4 separate regions of the Homo sapiens genome follow, and regions 2, 3 and 4 are each linked to region 1. A link is a contact called in ENCODE Hi-C or POLR2A ChIA-PET data. All regions are on one chromosome and are shown on one strand. The core of a region is the stretch at or near the end of the contact, and the rest is flanking DNA. Distances in the headings are between cores, read along the strand shown. Region 1 overlaps DTX1 (deltex E3 ubiquitin ligase 1). Region 2 overlaps SH2B3 (SH2B adaptor protein 3). Region 3 overlaps TMEM116 (transmembrane protein 116). Region 4 holds the start of ERP29 (endoplasmic reticulum protein 29).

Region 1 (6,476 bases), core at 2,074-4,573:
GCCCTCTAAAAATCCTAAGACAACACAGCACAGACTTTGGAATTGGGCAGGTCTGGACTCCAATGTCTACCCTTCCCCGGTGACCCTGAGAAGGCACCATAGCTTTCCCAGCCTTGGCTTCCCCATCTGTAATATGCACATGGTAGAACTGTTTGGTGGAATAAATGAGAAGGCACCATAGCTCTCCTAGCCTCGGTTTCCCCATCTATAATATGCACATGGTAGAACTGTTTGGCAGAATAAACGAGGTGATACATATAACGGGTTTAGCAAATAATAAACATGGAACACGCACCATTGCTGATGTTGCTATTATGGCCCCATCACTTGTGAACTGTCTGATCTTGGGGGAGTTAGTTCTTCATCTGTGAACTGGAGGTGATGATGGTACCTACCTCATAGGGTCCTTATGCATGGAGATAGATGTGTGGGAACATGTAAAGGTGCTTAGTTGATGCTTGGCACAAAATGAACATTTAGTGCATGCTGGATATTACTTATCGTCATTATTATTATTGTAATCTTTGCTCCTGCCCTAGTGGCCAACCACCCCCGGGCTTCGTCCTTGCCTGCGGACGACGCAGAGGCCCCCTCCCCCTGGGCCCCGTCTTACCCCGGCGGGATGGAGGCGCGCGCGCTCACGCTGGTGGTGCGCTGGGGCCCGGGCCGGTTGAGGTTGTTCTGCCCCGGGGTGCGCGCTCCGCCGGGGGCGCCCGGGCTCCGTGGGGGCGCCCCGGGAGGCGGCGCGGGCTCGGCGGGGCCGGCGGCGGGCGCTGCCCAGAGCGCGGCGCCTGTGAAGGTGGCGCTGGGGCGCACGGCAAGCGCGCCTGGAGGCCCTCCAGGTGGCGGCGGCGGCGGCAGCGGGGGCGCGGGGGGCGCCTTGCGGCGCTGCGAGGCCAGGATGGCGTTGGAGGCGGCGCGCGTGCTGTTGACCAGCAGGCACTGCTGGCAGGAGCAGGGCTGGCCCGAGCTGGCGCCCACGGGCCACGACTGCGACTTAGGGATGGAGCCCACGGTGAGCGGGTAGGCGAGGTCCAGGCGGCGGCGCAGGCGGCGGCGCCGGCGCGTCTGGCGGTTCATCTGCGACATGCTGTTGAAGTAGATGAGGTAGCAGAAGCCTAGCGATGAGAGGTCGAGCCACGGGTGCTGCTTCTCGTAGGCGTTCTGGATGGTGATGCAGATGTCCATATCGTAGGCCGTCCATGCGCCGCCGTCGTTCTCCCACTCCCACACGATGCCCTTGCCCGGCGCCGACGACGGGTCGTAGAAGTTGCGCCGCACGGGCCGCATGGTGCCTGTACTCGAAATGGGGAGGAGGCGTCAGCACAGCGGGCGTTGGTCTGCGCGGCTGGAAGGGCGGGCCACAGCCAGGCAAGGGTGGGCGGGAGGTTGGGGGGTCAGCACAGGCCTCCAGGGGGTCCACCCAGACTTGGGGAGAGGGTCAACACATGCACGGAGAGGAAGGAGGTCAAGGCCCAGGCATGAGGTTCAGCACAGGCTGGAGGGTCAGGACAGGCGGCAGCCAGGGTGAGGGGGGCCGGGGCTAAAGGTTCAGCGCATAGCACTGGGGCGAGAGGTGGGCAGGGGCGCGTGGTCAGTAGATTGGGCGTAGGGGCGGGAGAGCCACCAAACAGGGTGGGGGTGCCAAGATAGCCTGGGGTAGGAAACCAGCAAGGTGTGGAGGGCTCCCCCACCCTCCACCTCTCCAGGGCCAAGACAGACACTGAAGTGGGGGTTATCACAGGCCCTGGATGGTGCGGGGGAGGGCAAAGGGGGCCTGGGGGTTCTTCAGACCAGAGTCAGATAAAGTGGGGCAGGCATAGACAGAGACCAAGGCCATGCACATAGGCCCCATGCAGTCCTCTTCTTCATTATAGTTTGCTCACTCATTCAATGATTCATTCATCAATCTGTTCATGCCTTAGTTCATTAATTTAAGCACTATTTCATTTAGTCATTCAACAATTCTTGCATTAGTTCATTCACTTATCCATGCCCTAGTTCACATATTCATATATTCCTTCATTCAATGATTCATTCATTCATTGATTCTTTCCTTAGGTCATTCATTCGTGCCTGCAGTCATCCATTATGTTATTTTATTTTATTTATTTATTTAGAGACAGGGGTCTCCCTATGTTGCCCAGGCTAAGTCTCAAACTCTTCGGCTCAAGCAATCCAACCGCCTTGGCCTCCCAAAGTGCTGAGATGACAGGTGTGAGCCACCATGACCGGCCCCACTTTTTTTTTTTTTTTTTTTCCAGGCAGAGTATTGCTCTGTCGCCCAGGCTGGAATACAGTGGCACAATCTAGGCTCAATGCAATCTCCGCCTCCAGGTTCAAGCGATTCTCCTGCCTCAGCCTCCTGAGTAGCTGGGACTACAGGCATGCACCACCTTGCTGGGCTAATTTTTGTATTTTTAGTAGAGATGGGGTTTTGCCATGTTGGCCAGGCTGGTCTCGAACTCCTGACCTCAGGTGATCCACCCACCTCAGCCTCCCAAAGTGCTGGGATTACAGGTGTGAGCCACCGCCCCTGGGCCCCTTATGCTTTTTTTAAATTGATACCTTTATGTATTCTCCATCTTCAGCCCACTCCCGTATTCAGGCATTCAGACATTCCTTCATTTACCATCATCCTATTTAAAAATGTGCACCCCCCACGTACTTTCCCCTCTCTCCTTCCCCGCTCCATTTTCTCCCTCAGATATACTTCACATTCTACCCATTTATCTTGGTTTCTGTCTGTCCCCCCCTCGCTAGAATGTAATAGCCACAAGGTCAGGGATTTTGTTTTATTTACTGCTATATCCCCAGCACCTGCACACAGCAGGTGCTCGAGCGATATTTGTTGAATGAATGAATAAATTCATTAGGTCACAAATGGATTCTTTTTTTTTTAATTCATTCACACTTTGTGCTCATCCCTGCATTCGTCCATTCCTTCATTTGCTTATTTGTTACTTTCATTCATCTGTTTGTTTCATTTGTTACTTCCTTCAACAAACAACTGCTGACTGCCAGGTGGGCCCCCTTTCATAAAGGAGGGCACTGAGGCTTTACTCCAAACCACAGCTTCATGTTTGCCAAAGCTCTGCGTGCTCCCCTGACAGCAAGGCTCCACGGGAAACTCTGGGCTAACCAGAGATAACCCAAGGTCCAGGCCGCAGGACTTCTCAGAGCCTTTAGCCTGCTCTGTGTCTTGGGGCTGATGAAGTGAGTCTTTTGCTGGGTTCATTTGGCACACCTGCAGAAAGGCTGCACACTTGACTTCCCCTCAACTGCGGGAAAGTCCCTTAAGCCTCCTCAGGCCTTAGTGGCCCCATCTCAAAAAGAGGGGTGATCATCCATGACCCAGCCCTTCCCTCTCACACAGTATTTGGGGGAGGAGTGAGTGAGAACAGCTGCAGAGGGTCTGGGTGGGACCCCAGGGCTGGGAGGCAGACAGCCCTCACTTCAAGTCCTGACTTTCTGACTTTCCAGCTCTGTGACTGTGCGTAGGCAACTCAGCATCTCTGGGCCCCAGTTTTCTCATGTTGAAAATGGGCATAAGCAGACATGCAATAGAAGACTGCTGCGTTTGCCAGCTGTAGCAACAGTTGCTTGTGGGGTTGCTGAGAGGATCAATTGAGATAAATACCGTGTCTACTCTGATGATTCCAAAATCTGCCATCTTTGGCCCCGTCTTCTCCCCTGGGAGCCAGGTTCATGACCCTTCCCTGGAGAGGTTTAACAGGCACCTTGAACTCAGCTCTGCTCTCCCCTGCCCCAAACCTGCTCCTCCTGAAGTCTTCACATAGCAATTCCTGGCAGCTCCTGCGCTTCCGGATGCTCTTCCTTGGACCCCCAAATCTTGGTCTCATCCTTGACTTCTACCTCATATCCCACCTCCAATCTGTCAGTAAATCCAGTCATCTCCACCTTCAAACACATCCACATCTGACCACTGCTCCCCACTGCACTCACACCACCCAGTCCCCGCCATGTTATCTCTCCTGCCTGGACCATTGCAGTAGACTCATGACTGGCCTCTGTAATCCATTTCCCATACCGCAGCCAGAGGGATCCTGCTCAATGCAAGTCAGATCACATCTTTCCTCTGCTCAAAATCCTTCCTGGCTTCCGCTCACTTGGAGTAAAAGCCAAAGTCCTTGCCATGACCTACAACGAAATCACACATTGTGGGGCCCTGTCCTCCTCTGGCATTGTCTACCTCCCCCTTATCACTCACTCCATTCCAGCCACCCTGGCCTCCTTGCTGTTCCTCAAATACACCAGGCACTGTCCAGCCTCAGGGCCTTCTCACTGGCTGTTCCCTCTGCCTGGAATATGACCTCACCATTCCCAGATGTTCTCATCATTTCCTCCCTTCTTTCTTACAGGTGTGTGTTCAAACATCTAAAAGTGCAGCCCTCCTATTGCTGTCCTCTGAGCTTGCTTTATTTTCCTCCCTGGCACTTGGCATTACCTGACTGACTATATATATATATGAGAGAGAGTCTTTCTCTGTCACCCAGCCTGGAGTGCAGTGGCGTGATCTCGGCTCACTGCAACCTCTGCCTCCCAGGTTCAAACGATTCTCCTGCCTCAGACTCCCAAGTAGCTGGCATTACAGGTATGTGTCACCCAGCTGATTTTTTTTGTATTTTTCGTAGAGACGGGATTTCACCATGTTGGCCAGGCTGGTCTCGAACTCCTGACCTCAGGTGATCCACCTGCCTCAGCCTCCCAAAGTGCTGGGATTACAGGTGTGAGCCACTGCGCCAGGCTGTGACATGATGTATTAATCTGCATGCATTCTTTATGCTGCGTATCCTCACTCTAGGCTGTCAGCTGCAAAGTCAGGGATCTTGTCTGCTTTGCTCACTGCTGTACTCCCAGCACCTGGCACAGTACCTGCACACAGTAGGACCTCAAAACCTGGAAGGCATTTCCATTGTTAATTGGCATCTTCCTCGGGTGCCTGGCCCAGGGATCTGCAACCAGATAGGGGAACTCAGACTGTTCCACACTGGTGTGTCCCTACTCAGGGCTGAAAGAGCTTGTCCTCTGCCCTCTCCTCTGTTAGAATCACAAGGGCTACAGACTAGCCTTGTGCCCTGCCAACTGGACAGGCCCCAATAGCTGGAGAAATCGAGGCACGGAGCTATGGCTATTGATATGAAAGGGGCGGGGTTGAAGAGGTGGAGAGGTTGGACTGGCAGCCCAGCCCCAGGAAATAAGGTCCCTGGGCACCTACCATGTTCCAGCCAATCAGACAAAAACTTCCCCTGCATCTCTGGGGCAGCCTCACTCTGATGCCTGATTTATCATTTTAATTGAGTGTGTGCAGATTGATTTCTTCCCTGGTGATGGGGCTTCCTCCACAGTAGGCCCGGGAGGAGGTGAGTTAGAGAGAAAACCCTGGATCCTGCTCCCACCTGCTCTTGTGTGCTGGTCTTCCCCTCTCAGGGCCTCAGTTTCCCCACCTGCAAAATGAGGGGTTGTGATGACTGATCTTCAAGGCTGATGTGCCTGAAGTACCACCATTCAGCTCCTGGTGAGGTGAAGGCAGTGTATTACCTGAAAAATGTGCAGGATAGGAAGGGAAGCAATGGGAACCCGCCTTATTTAACTTCCCCTGTGTGCCAAATCCTGAGCTCGGCAGGGGAGGGGCCGGGATAGGAGGTGCAGAGTGAAGTGATTCAAGCAACTCAGAAGTCTCTCGGGTCGAGCCAGGTGCAGTGGCTCATGCCTGTAATCCCAACACTTTGGGAAGCTGAGGCGGGTGGATCATCTGAGGTCAGGAATTCGGGACCAGCCTGGCCCACATGGTGAAACCCCCGATCTCTACTAAAAAATACAAACATTAGCCAGGCGTGGTGGTACGTGCCTGTAATCCCAGTTACTCAGGAGGCTAAGGCATGAGAATCGCTTGAACCCAGGAGGCAGAGGTTGCAGTGAGCTGAGATCACACCATTGCACTCCAGCCTGGGCGACAAAGCAAGACTCTGTCTCAAAAAAAAAAAAAAAAAAAAAAAAAGAAAATCTCTCAGGTCTTGTGCAAATCCTGGCTGGTACCACACATAGCCTCAGTGCCCTTATCTATAAAATGGGGGTATTAATATCTACCCCAAAGAATTACTGGGGAAACAAAATGAGATAACGTATAGGCAAAGGTGCTTAGCAGAACACTTAGCATTTAGTAAGCACTCAATGAATACAGCTACAATGGCTGATATTACATATGTTACCCACATTCATCCTCCCCCAGCCCTTGTTCACTTGGCAAACTCCTATTCATCCAGCAAAGCCCTCCATGTGCTCATCTCCTCCAACATGGGCTTCTCTGTTCTGTTGCTATAGTTGGCAAACGCAGCAGTCTTTTATTGCATGTCTGTCCTCACACTGTCATTATTTGTTTTTGTTCTTAGTCATCCTCATTGGTAGATCACTTTTGGGAGGACAAAGACTACTAGGTCAGATATGCAACTATG
Region 2 (6,476 bases), core at 2,276-4,775, 1.6 Mb after region 1:
GAAATATGGTGAAACCCCAGCTCTTCAAAAAACAAAAACAAAACAAAACAAAACAAAAAACCACATCACGTAGTGTAGTGAAAAACAAAAATTAGCTGAGTGTGGTGGTGTGTGCCTGTAATCCTAGCTACTCAAGAGGCTGAGGTGGGAGGATCACTTGAGCCCAGGAGTTTGAGGCTGCAGTGAGCTGCCTCTGCACTCCACTGCACTGCACTCCAGGCTGGGTGACAGAACAAGACCCCGTTTAAAACAAACAAACAAAAAAAACACCACACTGAGAAACTACTTCACACCCTTTAAGATGGCTGGGATGGCTACAATCAAGAAGACAGACAATAACAAATATTGGCAAGGACATGGAGAAACTGGAGTCCTCTCACGCAATGATGGTGGGAATATAAAATGGTACAGTTGCTTCAGAAAACAGGTTGGCAGTCATATTTATTTTATATATAGTCATTTTTTTTTCTGAGTCAGAGTCTCTCTCTGTTTCCCAGGCTGGAGTGCAATGGCATGATCTTGGCTCGCTGCAGCCTCCACCTCCTGGGTTCAAGTGATTCTTCTGCCTCAGCCTCCTGAGTAACTGGGATTAAAGGTATCCACCACCACGCCCAGCTAATTTTTGATTTTTAGTAGAGACAGGGTTTCACCATGTTGGCCAGGCTGGTCTCAAACTCCTGACATCAAGTGATCCACCTGCCTTAGCCCCCCAAAGTGCTGGGATTACTGGCGTTAGCCACCGTGCCCAGCCCAATGTAATTAAACATAGAATTACTGTATGCCCCAGCAATTCCACTCCTAGATGTATCCCAAGAGAAATGAAAACACAGATCCACACAAAAACTTGTCCACGAATGTTCATAGCAGCATTATTCATAACAGCCAGAAAGTGGAGATAACCTGATGTCTATTAAGTGATAAACAAATAAGCAAAATGTGGCAAGTCCATACAATGGAGTATTTTTCAGCCATAAAAAGGAACAAAATACATGCTGTAACTTCGGTGAACCTGGAAAACATGATGCTAAGTGAAGGAAGCCAGACACAAAAGGCTGCATAGTCTGATTCCACATATGTGAAATGTCCAGAATAGGTAAATCCCTGGAGACAGAAAAGAGATGAGTGGTTGCCAGGGGCTGGGGAGGGAGGTATGGGGAGTGACTGTTCATGGGTACAAGGTTTCCTTTTTTGATGACGAAAATGTTCTAAAATTAGATTATGGTGAGGGTTGCACAACTCTGTAAATATACTAAAAACCAATGAATTATACGCTTTACACAAGCGAATTTTATGGTTTGTAAATTATATCTCAATAAAGCTTTGAGAGCAAGAACGGATCAGAAGTGCTCATAAAAGCCTTGACCCAGCACTCCCCTTCTAGGAACTGAGCAGAAGAAAATCATCAGAAGTGGGCACCAAGACTGACATAAGGTGTTCATCCCAGGGTCATCTATACCAGCAAAAAAGTTAAAAATGGGCTGGGCGCGGTGGCTGTAATCCCAGCACTTTGGGAGGCTGAGGCAGGCAGCTCACCTGAGGTCAGGAGTTCGAGACCAGCCTGGCCAACATGGTGAAACCCCGTCTCTACTAAAAATACAAAAATTAGCCGGGCGTGGTGGCACATGCCTGTAATCCTGGCTACTCGGGAGCCTGAGGCACGAGAATCGCTTGAACCTAGGAGGTGGAAAAAAAAAAAAAAAAGAATACAGAAAAATGTTCAGGACACAAAGTGAAAAAAGCAGGTGACCAAATAGTATGAGGAATGCCAGGCCCGCAAAGGCTGAAGCTTTTGTCCACAAGCTCCTGCCTGCAAGGGGCTCCAGACAGAATTGTGCAAAAAGTAATCCCTTCCCAGCAATTGCTGAAGGAATTGGAATTTGGAGGCGGAGGCAAAGTTAAAGACAGAGAAGAGGCTGGGTGTGGTGGTGGCTCACGCCTGTAAATCCCAGAACTTTGGGAGACCTAGGCGGGAGGACTGTTGAGCCTAGGAGTTTAAGACCAGCCTAGGCAACATAGTGAGAGTTTGTCTCTACAAAAAAACTTAAAAATTAGCAGGGCATGGTGTCCTGCTAATGTCTATGCTAATAGCAGCATTAAATAGTCCCAGCTACTTGGGAGGCTAAGGTGGGAAGATCACCTTGAGCCCAGGAGGTTGAGGATGCAATGAGCCGAGATGGCGCCACTGCTCTCTAGTCTGGGGGACAGAGCAGTGTCCCCCAGTCTCAAAAACAAAACAAAAATGACAATAATGACATCTACCAAAATGGAAATGCTGGTTCTCTCTGGGTAGTGAGATTGTGGGAGGTTTTTCTGTTACTGTTTTTTTTTTTCTTTAAATAGTTTCTGCCATGAGCTTTATTAATTGAAAAAGCAAAATAAAAAACATTAGGAACTCAGACATGGAGGCCCTCGGCAAGTTAAAGACAGTTTCCTAGATTACATGGGGTACCCAGATGAAGACAGGGCAGGGCCCCCTTCCAGGTGGTTCCCTAGAGAGAGGTTTCTCTCTCCTCCTACAGTGGTGCCCCTGTGTGTAGAGCTGAGGTTGGGGTTCGAGTCAGGCATGGGGTGGGGGGTCCCAGGCAGCAGCCACAGCGAGGGAGGTCCAGAGGCCAGGTGGCCCTTAATCGCCCCGATGTACACTGTCACCCAGTGGTTCCAGAGGCCAAACAGTGGGCGGGGGCCACAGCCTCCTCCTCAACTCAGAGGGGAGATAGGAAAAAGGGGGTATGGGGCCCCAGAAAGGAAGCTGAGGTGGCCCCTCCTGCACTGGGAGAGGAAGCCCCCCCCGCCACCCACCCCCGGCCGGCACTCGGAGACCTCTTCTAGCGCAATCAGTTTCCTTTTCCATTCACAAAGAACTGGGTGGGGGATTTCCAGCAGCGCCAATGGGGCCAGCCAGGGGTTGCTGTGGGGAGCAGCCAGGCTGCTGCCCATCCCGGGGAGGGACCCTGGGGACCCACCTGTGGGATCTGGTGGCCTCCTTCCCCTTTTTCTGCCCTTCAGGGTAGGAACACATCATGCCAGCTACTCCCTGAGCCTGCAGTTGGCTCAAAACAACCCACTAAGGCAAGTGCTGGCATCCCATTTTCTGTAATGAGCCACTGAGGCGCAGAGAGGCCAAGTTCTTGGCCCAGAGCCACACAGCAAGGATACAAGAGCCAAGATCTGAACCTGACCCTGTCCATCTGCCCTTCTCCAGCGTCCACCCTTCGCCCCTGGACCCTGACCCTGAACCTCCAAGCCCACAGCCCTGACCCCACAATGGTCTCATCTCAATACCAGCCTCGAAAACAAACAAAACAAAAAAATACCACACCAACTTCCAAGAAGCCAGTAAGAGCAGCCAGGCCTGGTAAGCAGGACGGGGTGGGGATGGACCATAATAACTTAATTACCTCCCCCCTTGTTGGATTCAGGGCACTTTCTAGGCTGTGGATTCGCAGAATTTGAGCTGAAAGGAAGCGCCCCGATACCATCTGCCCCCGTGGTTTCAGCGCGGTCGGGGGTTTCTTCTAAGCGGCAAAGCACTTTTTCAAAAACGATTTTGCATGGAACCCCAATAAGGGGGCAGATGGGGCGGCAGTGTGTGTGGCTGGGGCCGCAGGAGCCCTGCCCAACCCCCTCCGCCTTCCCCATCACTCCCAGAAGGCCACTGCAGGCACCCACTTCATAGCTCAGAGAGGACTGGGACCTACCTGGGTCACATGGCAGCCCAGGACAGAGTGAGGATGGGACCTCCGTTCCTACCCCAGGAGCCTCTGCCGCTGGTCCCCCAGGAGACGTGGGCCCAGGAAAAAACCGGCTTCTTAAGCCTGTGTGCCCGCCAGGACCTGAGCTCTGCCTGCCTGCCAAGACCAGGGCTCAGTCTGCCCTGCTTGCCGGGATACAGGCTCGTTCTGACGGTGGAGGGTGGGTGCTTTCTCTCTGCCTGTTCTGGGGCCTAAACACAAACCCCCTGCCCCTGGTGCCCCCCGGCCTTGGCAGACCCACCAGGGACTCTCATTTCCTGCCTTGGCCACCTACCAGCTCTGGGGCCTCGGGCAAGTTTCTGGACCTCTCTGTGCCTAGTTTTCTTGGCTGTGAAATGGCTTCATCACTGTCCCCACCTCCGGGGTTTGTGATAAGGATTCCATGGGATGTGGCGGACACAGTGCCTGTCACATGAAAACCAATTAATAAAAATGGGCCGGGCGCGGTAGCTCACGCCTGTAATCCTAGCACTTTGGGAGGCCGAGGCAGATGGACAGCCTGAGGTCAGGAGTTCGAGACCAGCCTGGCCAACATGGCGAAACCGCGTCTCTACTAATAATACAGAAAAATTAGCGGAGTGTGGTGGTGGGCGCCTGTAATCCCAGCTACTCGGGAGGCTGAGGCAGGAGAATTGCTTGAACCCTGGAGGCGGTGGTTGCAGTGAGCCAAAATCACACCACTCTGCTCTAACCTGGGCGACAGAGCGAGACTCTGTCTCTAAATAAATAAATAATAAATAAAAATGACAACGCCAGTGATGCCTGCAGCAGCAAAGCCTTGCAGGCCCCAGCGAACACTGGCTGTGTTGGGCACAGCTCTAGGTGCTTCCCAGACAGCACTCAGTTGATCCTGGGGCCAGAGCCATCATTCAGCTATTTTTACTTGAGTAAACTGAGGCACAGGGAGGGCAAAGTGCCTTCCCCCGGGTCACAGGCTCAGAAGGGCAGGGGCAGGCCAGGGCCGCGCCTGTCAGAGCCCGAGGCGGCTTCCTGCCGTCCCTCCTCCTCCTCCTCCTCCTCTTCCTCCTCCTCCTCCTCCTCCTCCTCCTCCTCGCACTCCTGCCCCGAGAGGAAACCGCCAGGCCTCCGGCGGACGTCCCTTTCTTTCTGCTTCCCCTTTCCCACACCCGGAGGCATGGGGGTGGCTCCTGCATCCCCGCCCAGGCTCTGGGCCCAGAGCCCGACTCCTGTGGCCTCCCCGGGTCTCAGTTTCCTCCTCTGTAAAGGAGGTGTGAGGGCGGTGCCACCTGGAAGAATCACGGCAAGGACGGACGGGCACGGCCCTCCTGTGCCCAGGCAGGGTCACAGCCCACCCAGAGGGAGCTGCCCACCTGTGCCTCTGCCTCCCCTGCAGACCCAGGCACACCCAGGAACTGAGGCCCCCAAGGGATGGGTCACTCATCAGACACCCGGGCTCCTGTGCTATCTCTTGGGGGGACTTTGTGCTCCCAAAATCAAGGTCAGAGTGGCCTTGTTCCAGGGCTTCTGGGTGCCCCAAATGTCTCCTGCCAGAAGGGTGGGCCCGAGGCTGCCCCTCACCTGCCCTATCAGTGCTTACCGTAGCCTGCCCCCCATGACACTTCCCATTTTACAGAAAACTGAGGCCCAGCAAGGCCAAGTCACACACCAGGGACACCTGGCTCGAAAGGGGATGAGTGGGGATGGCTCTGAAGCACATTTACCCCCGAGTCGCAGCCACTCCTACCCAGACCACTGCCTCCTGGGCACTCAGGCCTGTGATGCAGCGGGGGGCTCAGGGCTGAGGGCTAAGTCCCCCTGAGGCATCCCCCAGCCCCTCTTCTACCACTTCTCCAAGCTGGGCATCAGAGGCCATGGGTGGGATGTGCCAGGCAGAGTCCTCTGTGCCAGGTGAGGGGCGCTGGCCAGCCCCCTCCAGGCCTCGGTGTTGGCATCTATAAAATGGTGGCATTGGATAAAATGGCCACAGGAGCTTTTCCTAGTCCAAGAGCCCAAAACAGGTGCCCCCACCCATGCAGGGCCCTAGTTAACAGTGCCATCAATAATACTGACAGTAAGTCCTTCTAAGGACTCACTGCTCACAGGGGCAGCCAACTGCCCAGGTTCCAAGCCCCTCTCAGCCACAGGGGCTGTGAGACCTTGGGAAAGCCACCTAAGCTCTCTCAGACCTAGTCTCCCCATCTGTGAAATGGGCCTAATGGCGCAGCTACCCTCACAGGGCTGCTGTGAAGATAAAATGAAGCCAGGTCAGTAAAGTGCCTGCTGTATAAGGAAAGCCCAATAAATGGTGGTTTAAAGGGCATTTATCAACAGCTAGAACTCCATCATGTCCTCCACTGTACAGATGAGGGAAACTGAGGCTCAACCTCCAGAACCACCAGGGCTGGCAGGACTTCAAGACCATCTCAGCTAATCCATGCCTGGGCATATGTGGAAACTGAGGCCCGGCAGGCTGGGCATGCTCCATTTGAAATGGGAGCCCCACCTCCCCGGGAAGGTCTGGGGCCCAAGGCCAGCTACTCCAGCCTAGCAGCTGCTTCTGGAATCTTTCTCCTTCCCCAGGGCCCCCACTGCTGTCGCCTCCCCGTCAGGCTCTACTGCTGAACCAGTGGCAGCACAGGCCAGGCTGGGACCCCCTCCAATGCCGGCCTGGCACCGCCAGATCCTCTGATTTTTTTTTTTTTTTTTTTTTTTTTTTTTTCCTGAGATGGAGTCTTGCTCTGTCGCCCAGGCTGGAGTGCAACG
Region 3 (6,476 bases), core at 1,956-4,455, 1.1 Mb after region 1:
CTGTGCCACTCAGGCCATAGTACAGGATCATAGCCTACTGTAGCCTCAAACTGCTAGGCCCAAGCAATCCTGCCACCTCAGCTTCCTGAATAGCTGGGACTACAGGTGCACGCCACTATAGCCAGCTATTTTTTTTAATTTTTAATTTTGTAGAGACAGGGGTCTTGTTATGTTGCCAAGGCTGGCCTGGAACTCCTGGCTTCATTCAGTCTTCCCGCCTCAGCCTCACAAAGTGCTGGCATTACAGGCTTGAGCCACAGTGCTTGGCCAGGACTTTAAAATTTGTAAATGTATTTTTTTATTGTGAGATATACCAGACATGAACTAGAATGCATGAAACATGTATGTACTATTTAAAGAATGATTATAAACAAACACTAGTGACAAGAAATGGAACATTACCTGTACTTCCAGACATATACCTATTGAGGTTCTTCCCAATCACAGCTCTCCCTCTCACCTCTAGAGATAATCAGTATCCAGATTTTTGTGATAAGCATTTTTTTACTCTTATGTACGGTTTACCAGAAATGTATGTATGTTTAAACAATTTGGTTTTGCTTGTTTTTGAACTTGATATAATTGGAATAATGCTATATGTATTTTTGTACGTATTGTTTTATGAATTGCTTTTATCCCTCAATATTATTTGTGAGATGTATCCACGTTGTATAGAGCATGAGTTCATTTCATTTTCATTGATGTCTGGTATTCTGTAGTATGAATATACTAAAATTTATTTACCTGCTTATGCTGCTATAAGCATTCTTGTACATGTTTTCTTGTACATAAGCATTATTGTATAAGCATTCTTGTACATTATGCTGCTATAAGCATTCTTGTACATGTTTTCTGGTGCGCAAATGCATAAGCTTATCTAGTATATTTGCCCAATATCAGAATTGTCATAGGATTTCCACTGCCCCTAAATTAATGTCAAACTCTTTTCCAACTGGTTGTGCCAGCAGTGTATAAAGTGTCCTGTTGCTTTTTGTTCCCGTTAATACTTGCTGTTATCAGACTTAAAATTTTTGCCATGGGTGTGTAATTATTTTCTTATTGTGGTTTTAATTTTTCATTTCCTTTATTACTAATAAAGTAGGGCATATTTGCATATGTTTATGGCCATTTGGATTTCCTCTTTTGTTAAATATTTTTGCCTGTTTTTCTGTTGAGTTTTTCTTACTACTTAGTAATTTTTTTAAAACACAGTTTGGATCCTTTGTCAGTTATATGTGTTACAAATATCTTCTATTTTGTGGTATGTCTTTTTACTTTCTTTATGGTGTCTTGACACAGACTCAATTTTTCATTTTAATGTGGTTGATTTTTTTCATTATTTCTTTTAGTACTTTTTGTGTTTTGTTTAGGAAAATTTTCCCTAAACAAAAATTGAAGACATTCTCCTATAGAATGTAAAAAAAAGGTTTACAGTTTTTGTCCTTTCACATTTAGGTCTTTAAACTACTTGGAATAGATTTTTTTTTTTTTTTTTTTTTTTGAGACAGGGTCTTGTTCTGTTTCCCTGGCTGAAGTGCAGTGATGCAATCATGGCTCACTGCAGCCTTGACCTCCTGGGCTCAAGTGATCCTCCTGCCTCAGACTCCCAAGTAGCTGAGACCACAAGTGTGTGTCACCATGCCCAGCTAATTTTTTTATTTTTTATTTTATTTGTAGAGATGGAGTCTCACCATGTTTCCCAGTCTGGTCTTGAACTCCTGGGCTCAAGCAGTCCTCCTGCCTCGGCCTCCCAAAATGTTAGGATTATAGTCATATAGTCACTGAGCCTGACCTAGAACTGATTAGATGGAGTCTCACTCTGTCGCTCAGGCTGGAGTGCAGTGGCATGATCTCGGCTCACTGCAACCTCCGCCTCCTGGGTTCAAATGATTCTCCTGCCTCAGCCTCCTGAGTAGCTGGAATTACAGGCGCCCGCCACCATGCCCAGCTAATTTTTGTATTTTTAGTAGAGATGGGGTTTCACTATGTTGGCCAGGCTGGTTTTGAGCTCCTGACCTCAGGTGATCTGCCCACCTCCCAAAGTGCAGAGATTACAGACGTGAGCCACCATGCCCGTCCTAGAACTGATTTTTTGAGTGTAGTGTGAGATACAAAGTAGGGGCCTAATTTCATTTTTTTTTCCTGTATGGATACCCAATTGTTCTAGCTTCATATTTTGAAAAGACTGTCTCTTTTCCACTGATTGAAAAAGCCACTTATGTCATACATCAGAGATCTATATATATATTGCTGGGTTTAATTTGGGCTATTTTCATTTTATTCACCTATTTGTCCATCCCTGTACTAGTACCACAGTATCTTCACTCTAGGTCTATGTTAGTTTTTGTAGGGAGACCTCCTGAAACTATTGCTATGGAATAAAAGATGAAATGCTCCTGATTATTGTAAATACAAAATTGCATGCAGGATTTTGTAAAGACAATGCAAGGTTTGGCTGCCAGAATGAGCCAACAGTGCGTGATGTGCTTCTCCCTGCAGAGAGCCTATAAACGGACGTGCAGTCAGGGAGGTTTCACATCACCAAGATTACTATCCCAGAAAAGCAGATGTTCATAGCTCTGGGAATGCAATGCAACCCTTGTGGAGAGCCTATAAATAGACACATGAGGGGCGCTTGTTCATATGGATAAGATAGGGTTATAAACGCCCTTATCTTGCCACGGCTTTTCTGGGTCTCTTTAGGGTTAAGGCATACTCCCTTCTGAGAATTTGTGGTCTAACCGGTTGTTTCACATCCTGTTTCTGTTGATTGTTTGCAACCAGCTTTTGCTGCAAATATTACTGCTGATTAGTATCTTACTAAACATAGGTTATGGATAGACTGTGTTTCTGTTTTAAGGCTCTGTTAGAAATTGCTGACACACACACTATGTTGTAAATTCTTATCTCTGTATACTGTACTTATGCATACCGATGTTACATTAAAGAATTACTTCATCCCCATGTGATCATCTCACCTCATAATCAAATGACCCCCTAAATCCCTCACTAACCTACCCCCGCCCTCACTAAACTTAATAATAAATGCCAGTATATCCAGTGCATTGGCGGCATCACAGGACCAGAAGGCGGTGACGCCCTGGACCCAGCTTTCACTATTTTGTGTGTGTCTTTTATTTCTCGACCTGCCGATCCACCTGGGAACAAAGAAAGAGCCCCGTTGCATTGCGGGCTGCTGGCCAGATCCCACGATAAGTCTTAAGATGAGGTGGGGCAAGTTCTTCTTTTTTTTTCAAGAGTGTCTTGGTTATCTTAATATTTTATATTTCTTTCTTTTTTTCCTGAAGAGTTGGGTTTATTTCAATAGTAAATTTGAAACTCTTGACTTAAGTGAAAGTACTCTAGTAATTATATCAGGAATAGACAATTTCCTACACTGTCAAATATATGAAAGTTCCTTTTGTACGTTCTTCAACACTGATCAACAAGCAGTTTCAGTCCACATTTGCTTTGATCTGTCACTGAGTTAACCCAAGCTGCTTCTTCAGAGATTCTGGCATCTTGGGGGAGGGCAAGGGAGGCTGAAGTAGACCTTCACAGAATCATAGATAAACTACTGTAGTGCAGTCAGAGTACCAGTCATAATGATACAGACAAACATTCCCTTCCATACACCTTTAAATCCAAGTCTCTGGAGGACTTGAGAAGCACTGCTACCTTTTTCTTTATTCAACACAGATACCACAGAATCATCAGGGTGAGAAACAATTGCACAAAACACTCCAGGTATGTAACCTGCTACAAATGTTACAACCAGCTCCTCTGTCTTTGAACATTCACCACAGGGCTTCCGAACCACAAACTTGTACAATGCTTCAACAGTACCTTAAAAGCAGGCAAACTTCATCATGGCATATGCTATCTGTCTCATCCAGAGAGGAGCAACCCCTTTGTAGAATGTTTTTAGGCCTTCTTCCTTATACATCTTGGGAGCTGCATCCCTCAAAGTCTTGGTCTAACCTGGTTGGGTTTGAATTTGAACCTTAGCAGCTTCCATAGGGCAATTACAGCAAAGAATTCAGCACTGGCAGAGGCAGCCAAATACAGTGATGTGCACCAGAGATAACATGCTCTGGGAGTATGTTGCTATACAAGACTTTAAAGACTTCATAAAAGCCAAACTTGCAGAACACCTGCATGGAGTGGCCAATGAAAGTCAGAGCCTGTCCTTTAGCCAAAGAATGAACACCATCCTCCTTAAGTGTAACTGAGAATCCATTAAATATGCCCTTCTACTTTTGGGGGTCCACCTGCATACAGCATTTCACTAAACCCAGGGGAATGACCGCAGTGTGTGTCAGACCACAACCTAAGACCCCACGAGAGCCACACAATGCATAATACTTCGTGGAGTCAAATTCACAACTGTACTTTTATAAGGCAGCAGCTGCCAGGTTAAGAGAGCAGTGGGGGGGCCTTGCGGGTCTTGTGGGACCGCTGTGGAGGTCCGTGAGGCCATCGTCCACCAGCTGCAGGTGTGGCACATTGAAGGAGTTCACCCATGCCAGGTGTGCCATGGATGAGAGCTTCTCCCTAAGATGGCAAACACCCCACTGTTACTCCCTTGGATTGTGGCTCACAGGGTGATATTTTGTACTTCCACATCAGATTCAGAGTCAGCTTGTCAAGTTCCACAGGAAAATAGGTTGAGATTTCATTGAGATTGCATTTAATCTTTAGGAGTCCCTCAATAAATGGTTTATAATTTTCTCCATAGGACCAAAACTATTTTTAGATAAGTGGGAATGGGGATGCCAAAAGGAGAAGAATAAGAAGAGACAAATTTCACCAGTGTGGTCAGAAACCGAAAGGCAACACATACAGTTCATTCTGACATTTTTCAGTATTACTGACTTTTTACCCTGACTTTTTATTACTGTAAACGTTTTCATTTTCTTTAAGTCCTCAGCCACATCCCTAAACACTTAGCAGAATACCTCATTTCTTATATTTAGAAGATGTTTGGCTCATGCCTGTGATCCCAGCACTTTGGGAGGCCGAGGAGGGTGGATCACAAGGTCAGGAGATCGAGACCGTCCTGGCTAACACGGTGAAACCCCATCTCTACTAAAAATACAAAAAATTAGCCAGGCGTGGTGCTGGGCGCCTGTAGTCCCAGCTACTTGAGAGGCTGAGGCAGGAGAATGGTGTGAACCCAGGAGGCAGAGCTTGCAATGAGCCGAGATCGTGCCACTGCACTCTAGCCTGGGCGACAGAGCGAAACTCTGTCTCCAAAAAAAAAAAAAAAAAGTAGAAGATGTTGCCTGTGCCACTAAAGCACTCTCAATTGTCTCCTTGTGGTACATCTCCACCACAAAATTTCTCATCTTTCCACTCTTTTTTTAACCCTATACCTAAGAAAGGAGTGTCCCTGTGAGTAAGAAGGTTCAGTACTAATCTATCCATGAGTACTCTGATTCCAGAACAGTTGGGATAACTGTGGTTATAGTGGTTATAGATTCCTTCCTATCTGTAGTCTTCCCTTGCATTGCCCACAATCAACCAATGGCAGAGGCCCCAGAAAAATGATGTCAGTTTCCTACTAGAAACATAAAATGTAAGAACTGTTACATTGTTAACATTCTCCTAGCTACATCACATATGAAATGAGGATTTTATTACTTTGACAGATAAGACCACTTTTTTATCTGAGCTTCTGTGACCTGCTCCTGGGACTTTGCTGGCTCACGGAGACACTTCTCTATGGAGCTTCAGTAGCAAATAAGGACATCATCTGCTATAACCTACAAGCAGTTGGACAGGTGAGTGCTACAAGACTGTCACTGCACCTTGCAAGAAAGGCACACTCAGATCTAGATAGAAACAAAGATGATTCACCTTGGGAAGTGGAGACGTATTTGTTTATTGTTACATTTTGAAACAATAGCTTTTATCTTTTTTCATATTAAAAACACTATATTATAGAATATTTTGAAAATTCAGAGAAGCAAAAAAATAATGTTATCTTTACTCTTTAATTTTTTTTTTTTTTTTTCTGAGACAGAGACTTGGTCTGTCACCAGGCTGGAGTACAGTGGTGCGATCTCGGCTCACTGCAAGCTCTGCCTCCCAGGTTCATGCCATTCTCCTGCCTCAGCCTCCCGAGTAGCTGGGACTACAGGCGCCCACCACCGCGCCCGACTAATTTTTTTTGTATTTTTAGTAGAGACGGGGTTTCACCGTGTTAGCCAGGATGGCCTCGATCTCCTGACCTCATGATCCACCCGCCTCGGCCTCTCAAAGTGCTAGGATTACAGGCATGAGCCACCGCACCCAGCCGTTTTTTTTTTTTTTTTTTTTTTGAGACAGAGTCTCGCTCTGTCGCCAGACTGGAGTGCAGTGGCGCGATCTTGGCTCACTGCAACCTCCGCCTCCTAGGTTCAAGCAATTCTCTTGCCTCAGCCTCCTGAGTAGCTGGGACTACAGGCGCGTGCCACCAGGCCCAGCTAATTTTT
Region 4 (6,476 bases), core at 2,039-4,538, 1.1 Mb after region 1:
TTTCACCGTGTTAGCCAGGATGACCTCGATCTCCTGAACTTGTGATCCACCTGCCTCGGCCTCCCGAAGTGGTCTGTTATCTCTTAATGATAGCTTTAGAAGTCTATTTTCCTCATCTACTTCCTACCAGCCCTTGGTGTCCAATGGGCTAGTGGGAATCAGCTCTACCATTACCTATAATCAGGCAACTCACTTCTTTAAAGTATAGATAAGTTCATTATTCATTCATTCGTTCATTGAGTAAAAAGTTACTAAAGGCCTGCCAGGCACCATACTAAGTGAACACAGCAGGGAACAAAATGGCATCTCTTAGCTCATGAAACTAACATTCTAGTGATGGTGAAGGGAAAGAAACAACAACAAAAAAGATACTGGAAATCACTGAAAGGCAAAGCATGGAACAAGGCTGCCAGACAGAACACTAGTACATTTCCTTTTGGTTCAGTCGTGATGGAAGAGAAGATTTGAAAAGAGACTGGAGAAAACGTTTGTTCATTCACGCAACAAAATAGTTATTGTGCACCTTCTATGAGACAGGTAATCTGTTATGCAGCGCAGACGATCAGGAACAAAATAGACAAGGAGCTTCTTCATGAGCACATAATATTCCAGTGAGAGAGAAAGATGGCAAAATAGATTTTTAAAAAATCAGTGATGAGTGCTGTATGGAGAAATAAAACAGATTAATGTGACTGGCACTTTAGACTGGGGGGAAGATAAATCAAGGAAGAACTCTAAGGAGGAAACACTTAACCTAAGCCCGAATGATGAGAAGTAACTAACTAGCCTTTCAAAGTTTGGGCAGAGAATATTCCAGTCACAAGGAACAACTAGTGCAACATATCCTAAGGCAGTAAAGAGCAAGGAATATTCAAAAGACAGTAGGAGAATGGTTGGGAGATGAGAGGGAAGCCAGGAGTCAGGTCATATAGAACTTAGGCTACTGTGTGGAGACTCAAGAGTGGAAGCAGGGAGACCAGAGAAGAGGCTATTGTAATGTTGACCTAGACTAGGGTGGTAATAGTAGAAAACACTGTTAGCTTTATGGCGCAAAGTTTCCCTTTGGGTCACACTTGTTCTGTGATATTATCTGATTCCCATGGAGCAGGGTGGGGTAGGGGTGTCATTTTGCCAGTAAAGGCCCCCAAAGCATAGGGTGCTGTAGGGTGTGTCTGAGCATGCCTGACAACCAATCAGCCACACCTACACCATTTTTTTTTTTTTTGAGACAGAGTTTTGCTCTTGTTGCCCAGGCTGGAGTGTCATGGCATGATGACGGCTTACTGCAACCTCCACCTCCCAGGTTCAAGCAATTCTCCTGCCTCAGCCTCCCGAGTAGCTGGGATTACAGGCACCCGCCACCACGCCCAGCTAATTTTTGTATTTTTAGTAGAGACAGGGTTTCACCATGTTGGCCAGGCTGGTCTCCAACTCCTGACCTCAGGTGATCTACCTGCCTCAGCCTCCCAAAGTGCCGGGATTACAAGCATGAGCCACCGCACCCAGCCCACACTTTTTTTTTTTTTTTTGAGACGGAGTATTTGCTCTGTCGCCCAGGCTGGAGTGCAGTGGCGTGATCTTGGCTCACCGCAACCTCCGCCTCCTGGGTTCAAGCAATTCTCCTGTCTAAGCCTCCCGAGGAGCTGGGACTACAGGTGTCCACCACCACGCCCAGCTAATTTTTGTATTTTTAGTAGGGACGGGGTTTCACCTTGTTGGTCAGGCTGGTCTCAAACTCCTGACCTCAGGTGATCTACCCGCCTCAGCCTCCCAAAGTGCTGGGATTACAGGCGTGAGCCACTAAGCCCGGCCTACACTTTTAAATTCTTGAAACTTTGCCTTGAATGAGCTGCAAGTGCCAAATCCACGACAGGGAACGCTTGAAAATAGGAGACTTCAACCACTGGAGACAACTACTTCTTGGTTTCACTTCCCCACAATGAGTACAAAACCTGAAAATGAAATGACTGGCTCTCTCGCAACACTAAGCTTGCCCATCTCCTAGAGGAAGTTAAAAGCTGCTCGTGGGTGAAGACAGGTGCAAGAGGAGGGGACTGGGACTGCGGTGTTGCATTCAGCCACCATTTCCAACCGTCCATTTACTCAGGCCAGGATCCCTAATTCTGCAAAAATGGAAGGGGGGAAAGGCGGAGGTAGTGGCAAATTCTTCCATGCCTTGACCCAATTTTACTGATTTTGTTGCCAACCCCAAGATGTTTCCTACAACAGCTATCCCCAACCTTTTTGGCACCAAGAACTGGTTTCATGGAAGACAACTTTTCCACGGGGTTGGGTGGTTTCGACATGAACCTGTTTCGCCTCAGATCATCAGGCATTAGATTCTGATAAGAAGCACACAACCTGGATCCCTCACATGCGTAGTTCACAATAAAGGTCGTGCTCCTATGAGAATGTAATGCCGCAGCTGATGTAACAGGAGGCGGAGCTCAGGCTGTAGTGCTAGCTCGCCTGCCGCTCACCTCCTGCTGTGCGGCCCGGTTTCTAACAGGCCACCGACGGGCCTGGTGGTTGGGGACCCCTGCTTTACAGGGTGGCTGAACTGAAGCTTATTCTTCACGCTTGCACTATTCAAGATGTATGATATCTGATCATTGTTTGCACACTGCAAAGCAGGCTGCAATCCAACCCTGGGAAGAGGGGCGCGGACACGCAGGCTAACGCGCCTGCATTTCCCCCCGCCAACCCCTCCCAGCTTCCACAGCCGGGAGCCCGGTGGCGTCGACCTCGCACCGCCCTCCGGTTCTCCCACTTGGGACTCGAGGGTTGGATCTCGCCAGGCACCGCCCTCTCCCCACAGGTGAAGGGAAGGGGCACCCAGTTCCCTCGGCTGCATCTTTGCAAGGGTGGATGCAAGTATAAATGCTGCAAAAGCAAGGGTGCGCCGGGGCCCTGAAGCGTGCATGCCCGGTGGTCATAACATTCTCCGCTCAGAGTCCACTAGGCCTGTAGGACGCCGGGAAGCTCTGGGACCGTTGCTACAGACCACCTCCCGTCAGCTCCCGGAATCCAGCGTCTCCCCACGGGCGCGCGCTCTTCCGGGCGCCCCGGCGGCACCTGCGCGCGACGTCCCCCGCCCCGGTTACCTTGTAGAAAGTGACCGTATCCAGGGGAAGGGCGCCCTTGGTGTGCAGGCCGCTGCCGCCATGCGGAGCGGAGAGGAGCAGGAAGCCCAGGAGAAGGGGAAGCAGCGGGGAGAGAAATGCGGCGCGGGGCACAGCGGCAGCCATATCGCCGGGTTCCTGCAGAGGGAGGTAGGTAAGCGATAGTGGAGAACGCCCCGAGTCAGCGGTCACGTGACTGGGGGGGCGGACTCACGCGCGCTCACGTGGACACCCCAGGAGGCTCCCATCTGTCTAGGGTGAGAGGGTGGGGCCACGTGAGGGGCGGGGCGAGGGAGGGGAAGCTGCTGCGCACGCGTACTCGGCGAAGCTCGCGTAGGGCCTGGGTAAAAGGGCGGGGCCACGTTGCGGGCGGGAAAATGGGCTCCTGCGCGCGCGCACTCGCCGAGTCTTCCGGCGGGTCCGCCCAGTTCCGTTCCTGCTCCGCTTGAGGAGAAGCGCCAAGTGCGCATGGGGACGCTATAGCAATTCGTTTGCTGTCCTTCCTCTCCTTCGAAGATGACAAGGCCTACCATCGTTTCTTCCTGCCTTTGGGCCGTCAGGCAGTTGGTTGGGACCCGCTCCAACCCTCGGTCAGTCTATTAGTCAAGTTCAGCCGTTATTCTCAGTCAGGCTCCGTCACCACCCTGACCCAGGCGGGCAGTGGCTCCGCGGCTTCCCTGAGCTTTTTGGCCAGGCTTGGCGGTCAGTGTGGCAAGCAGGGCCCTCTTAGGCCCGATCTGAGGTGAGCGCCTCCCCTGGGAGACGCCAGGCTCCTGGGATCCGCCCAGCCAAGGCCCACCCTCCAGGAACCCCAGACGCAATTCTAATCATTCTGTTCCGCAGGTAGTCACTCGGTCCCTGGCTTGTGCCAGACTCTGGCTTTGCCTGCGGGGCTACGGAATAAGCAGAAACAAGACCGTTGTGTGCTGAAGGCACGCACTTTGTTGGGGGAGGAGGCGGCATAGGAATAATGATCTAAACAGTGCAGTGTAATTGCTGTAAAATATTATTCCGGCTGGGCGCGTTGACTCACGTCTGTAATCCCAGCACTTTGGGAGGCCGAGGCAGGTGGATTACCTGAGGTCAGGAGTTCGAGACCAGCCTGGCCAACATGGTGAAACCCCGTTTCTACTAAAAATCAGGCGAGTGTGGTGGTGCGTGCCTGTAATCCCAGCTACTCAAGAGGCTGAGGCAGGAGAATTGCATGAACCCAGGAGGCGGAAGTTGGGGTGAGCCGAGATTTCGCCATTGCACTTCAGCCTAGGTGACAGAGCGAGACTCAGTCTCAAAAAGAAAAAAAAAGACCGTATTTTCTTATTGTAAAGAGACAGAGATTCAGCCATCCCTGCTCAGGAGCATCAGAGGAAGTTGTAGACAGGAGGTGACTTTTGAGCTGGACCTTGAAATAAGAGGGGGCGTGCATGAGGCAAAGAGAAACAGGGCATTTCTAACAATGGGAAAATTATGCACAGGCATGTTGGGGAACTGGTTGAGATGAATCTATGTAAAGGCGAACTGGCGCAACAGCTGCTGCCGCTCTTTTTTATTTTGATTGATTATTACTGAGCTTCCATGGGGCGGATTCGAAAGGGTCTCACCAAGCTAAAGGGTTTGGAGTCACCAGAAGTTTTAACTAGGAGAGTGAGGTTAGATTTGTGTGTAGAAACAGCACCCAGGTCAGCCTGGGCAACGTAATGAAACCTCGTCTCTACAATAAGTAGAAAAATTAGCCATGTGTGGTAGTGCATGCCTGTGGTCCCAGGTACTTGGGAGGCTGAGGCAGCAGGATCACTTGGACCTGAGGGGTCGAGGCTGCAGTCAGCCCTGATTGCTGCCACTGCACTCCAGTCTGGGCAACAGAGAAGACTGTCTCAAAACAAAAACAACATTACTCAGGAATGAAGGAAATGGATTGGAATTGAGAAGACGGGACTAAAGCCAATTAATGGGGTATGGCAATAGTCTAGTTGGAAGAGGTTAAGGTCATGCAGTAGGACATAATAGGGCTGAAGAAGTATGGATGGAATTGACAAACTTTTAAAGGGTAGAATTCACAAGATTTGATGAACAAATGCATGTAAGAGAACATATACAATGCATTGTAAGGGACTTACTGCTATAATTAACCATTGTATGTTTCCAAAATGTATGTGTATAAATAGTCAACAGTGATAACAGGATCCAATCATGGACAACCAGTTTGATTGGATATAAATTTTGAAAGAAAGTGTGTGTGTGTTTGTGTGTGTGTATGTGTGAATGTGTCTGGGGAAGTTAAGAAAAATTTTGAGTTTGCCCTATTGATGGCAGCCAGCTGCAGCAGGGAGGTGTGACTGGGGCTGCACACTCCATGGAGCCTGTGGGAGCCCCGCCCCTTCTGAGTTGAGGCAGGAGCCCCTGGTGCCATTGTGGCTGCCCTCCCAGGTGCAGGACCTGGGCATCTCTGCAGCCTGCACCCTTGGGGGACCAGCAAGACACCCTACTGCAATCCCTGCAGGCTCAGGAGTGTCTGTTCCCACCGCCTGGACTCTCTCTACTCCCGGGGCCTGCTCCAATCTCAGAGCGGGCTTGGGGCCAAGAATGGCAATGGGAGGCAGATTGATTCCAGGGTAGAAGTGGGTGAGTCCCCAGTAAGACCCCACCTTCAGGTCAGGGAGGGCCTGAAGACAGGGGTCCAGGCTGCCAGTCCTGCAGACTGGAGTAGGGACTCGTGGTGCATCTTCTGGCCTGCCCATGGACCAATCGGCATGTACTTCCTCCCCTCGGAGGTCCATAAAAACCCTGGGTTCAGCCAGAGTAGGGCAGAGGACTGCCAGAGGACCAAGAGGGCAGAGACCTATGGGTCAACAAGCCTAAGAGAGGAGCTACCCTCTCTGCTGATAGTTGGAGATGATGGAACAGCCAGTTGCAAAAAGGACCTACCCTCCCTGCTGACAGCTGCAGAGACAACCTGTGGGCAGAGAAGAGCCACCCTCTCCAGGGCCTCCTCTCTTCTGAGAGCTGCAGACATTAGGACGATCAGTTGCAGAGAGGAGCCATCCTCTCCAGGGCCTCCTCTCTACTGAGAACTGAATACCTGATGGACAACCTGCCTACAGAGAGGAAATACCCACTGGAGGTCTCTGAGCTGTTGTAACACTCAATAAAGTTCATCTTTGTCTTGTTCACCCTTCATTGTCCACGTACCTCATTCTTTTCCTGGATGCAGGACAAGAACTCGGGTAAAGGCACTGTGGCCACAGAGGTTTCTGGCCAGAAAATGGACACCCCAAAGACCCCGTAACACTATGAGCTACAAGACAAGTGATAGAAATTAGAAGAAGGGAAAACTATGAACTGAGGTGGTGAAACAAG

Evidence for each region. A loop is a pair of places that touch in the nucleus more often than their neighbours do. ChIA-PET counts read pairs that join two places held with the same protein, here RNA polymerase II (POLR2A). Pooled maps may share reads with other maps.
Region 2: a pooled map shows a loop between it and region 1 (4-fold over the local background). The contact joins two enhancer-like sites. A Hi-C loop is called at or near these places in 3 of 37 single-sample maps with no recorded cell type and 2 of 50 pooled maps. POLR2A ChIA-PET finds 5 or more read pairs at or near these places in 1 of 52 experiments (activated CD4-positive, alpha-beta T cell).
Region 3: a pooled map shows a loop between it and region 1 (6-fold over the local background). The contact joins two enhancer-like sites. A Hi-C loop is called at or near these places in 4 of 37 single-sample maps with no recorded cell type and 1 of 50 pooled maps. POLR2A ChIA-PET finds 5 or more read pairs at or near these places in 1 of 52 experiments (OCI-LY7).
Region 4: a loop to region 1 is called in a map with no recorded cell type, with 13 times the contacts of the local background. The contact joins the promoter of ERP29 here to the enhancer-like site in region 1. A Hi-C loop is called at or near these places in 2 of 37 single-sample maps with no recorded cell type and 4 of 50 pooled maps.

Annotation. Positions count from the first base shown.
Region 1 is chr12:113,072,243-113,078,718 of GRCh38, reverse strand. DTX1 (deltex E3 ubiquitin ligase 1) reads right to left here. Exons shown (of 10, transcript NM_004416.3): 3 at 614-1,295. Among named protein-coding and RNA genes, the nearest start is that of DTX1, 19 kb to the right of the region's middle. Within about 2 kb of position 3,323, at least 5 of the 41 ENCODE cell types and tissues checked have a DNase peak (open chromatin) inside an H3K27ac peak, as active enhancers do.
Region 2 is chr12:111,427,345-111,433,820 of GRCh38, reverse strand. All of the region lies in intron 2 of SH2B3 (SH2B adaptor protein 3), which reads right to left. It overlaps LOC124903019 (a long non-coding RNA gene), which reads left to right. Exons shown (of 2, transcript XR_007063462.1): 2 at 1-1,337. Among named protein-coding and RNA genes, the nearest start is that of SH2B3, 25 kb to the right of the region's middle. RefSeq lists an enhancer at 2,778-3,087. Within about 2 kb of position 3,525, at least 12 of the 41 ENCODE cell types and tissues checked have a DNase peak (open chromatin) inside an H3K27ac peak, as active enhancers do.
Region 3 is chr12:111,991,065-111,997,540 of GRCh38, reverse strand. TMEM116 (transmembrane protein 116) reads left to right here. Exons shown (of 11, transcript NM_001193531.2): 4 at 5,652-5,783. It also overlaps the pseudogene SLC25A3P2. Among named protein-coding and RNA genes, the nearest start is that of TMEM116, 19 kb to the left of the region's middle. RefSeq lists a silencer at 5,282-5,576. Within about 2 kb of position 3,205, at least 3 of the 41 ENCODE cell types and tissues checked have a DNase peak (open chromatin) inside an H3K27ac peak, as active enhancers do.
Region 4 is chr12:112,010,238-112,016,713 of GRCh38, reverse strand. ERP29 (endoplasmic reticulum protein 29) reads right to left here and starts at 3,288. Exons shown (of 3, transcript NM_006817.4): 1 at 3,105-3,288. The coding sequence starts at 3,248. It overlaps TMEM116 (transmembrane protein 116), which reads left to right and starts at 3,549. Exons shown (of 11, transcript NM_001193531.2): 1 at 3,549-3,712. RefSeq lists enhancers at 1,815-1,954, 3,625-3,814, 3,685-4,573, 5,078-5,591 and silencers at 2,955-3,044, 3,385-3,464.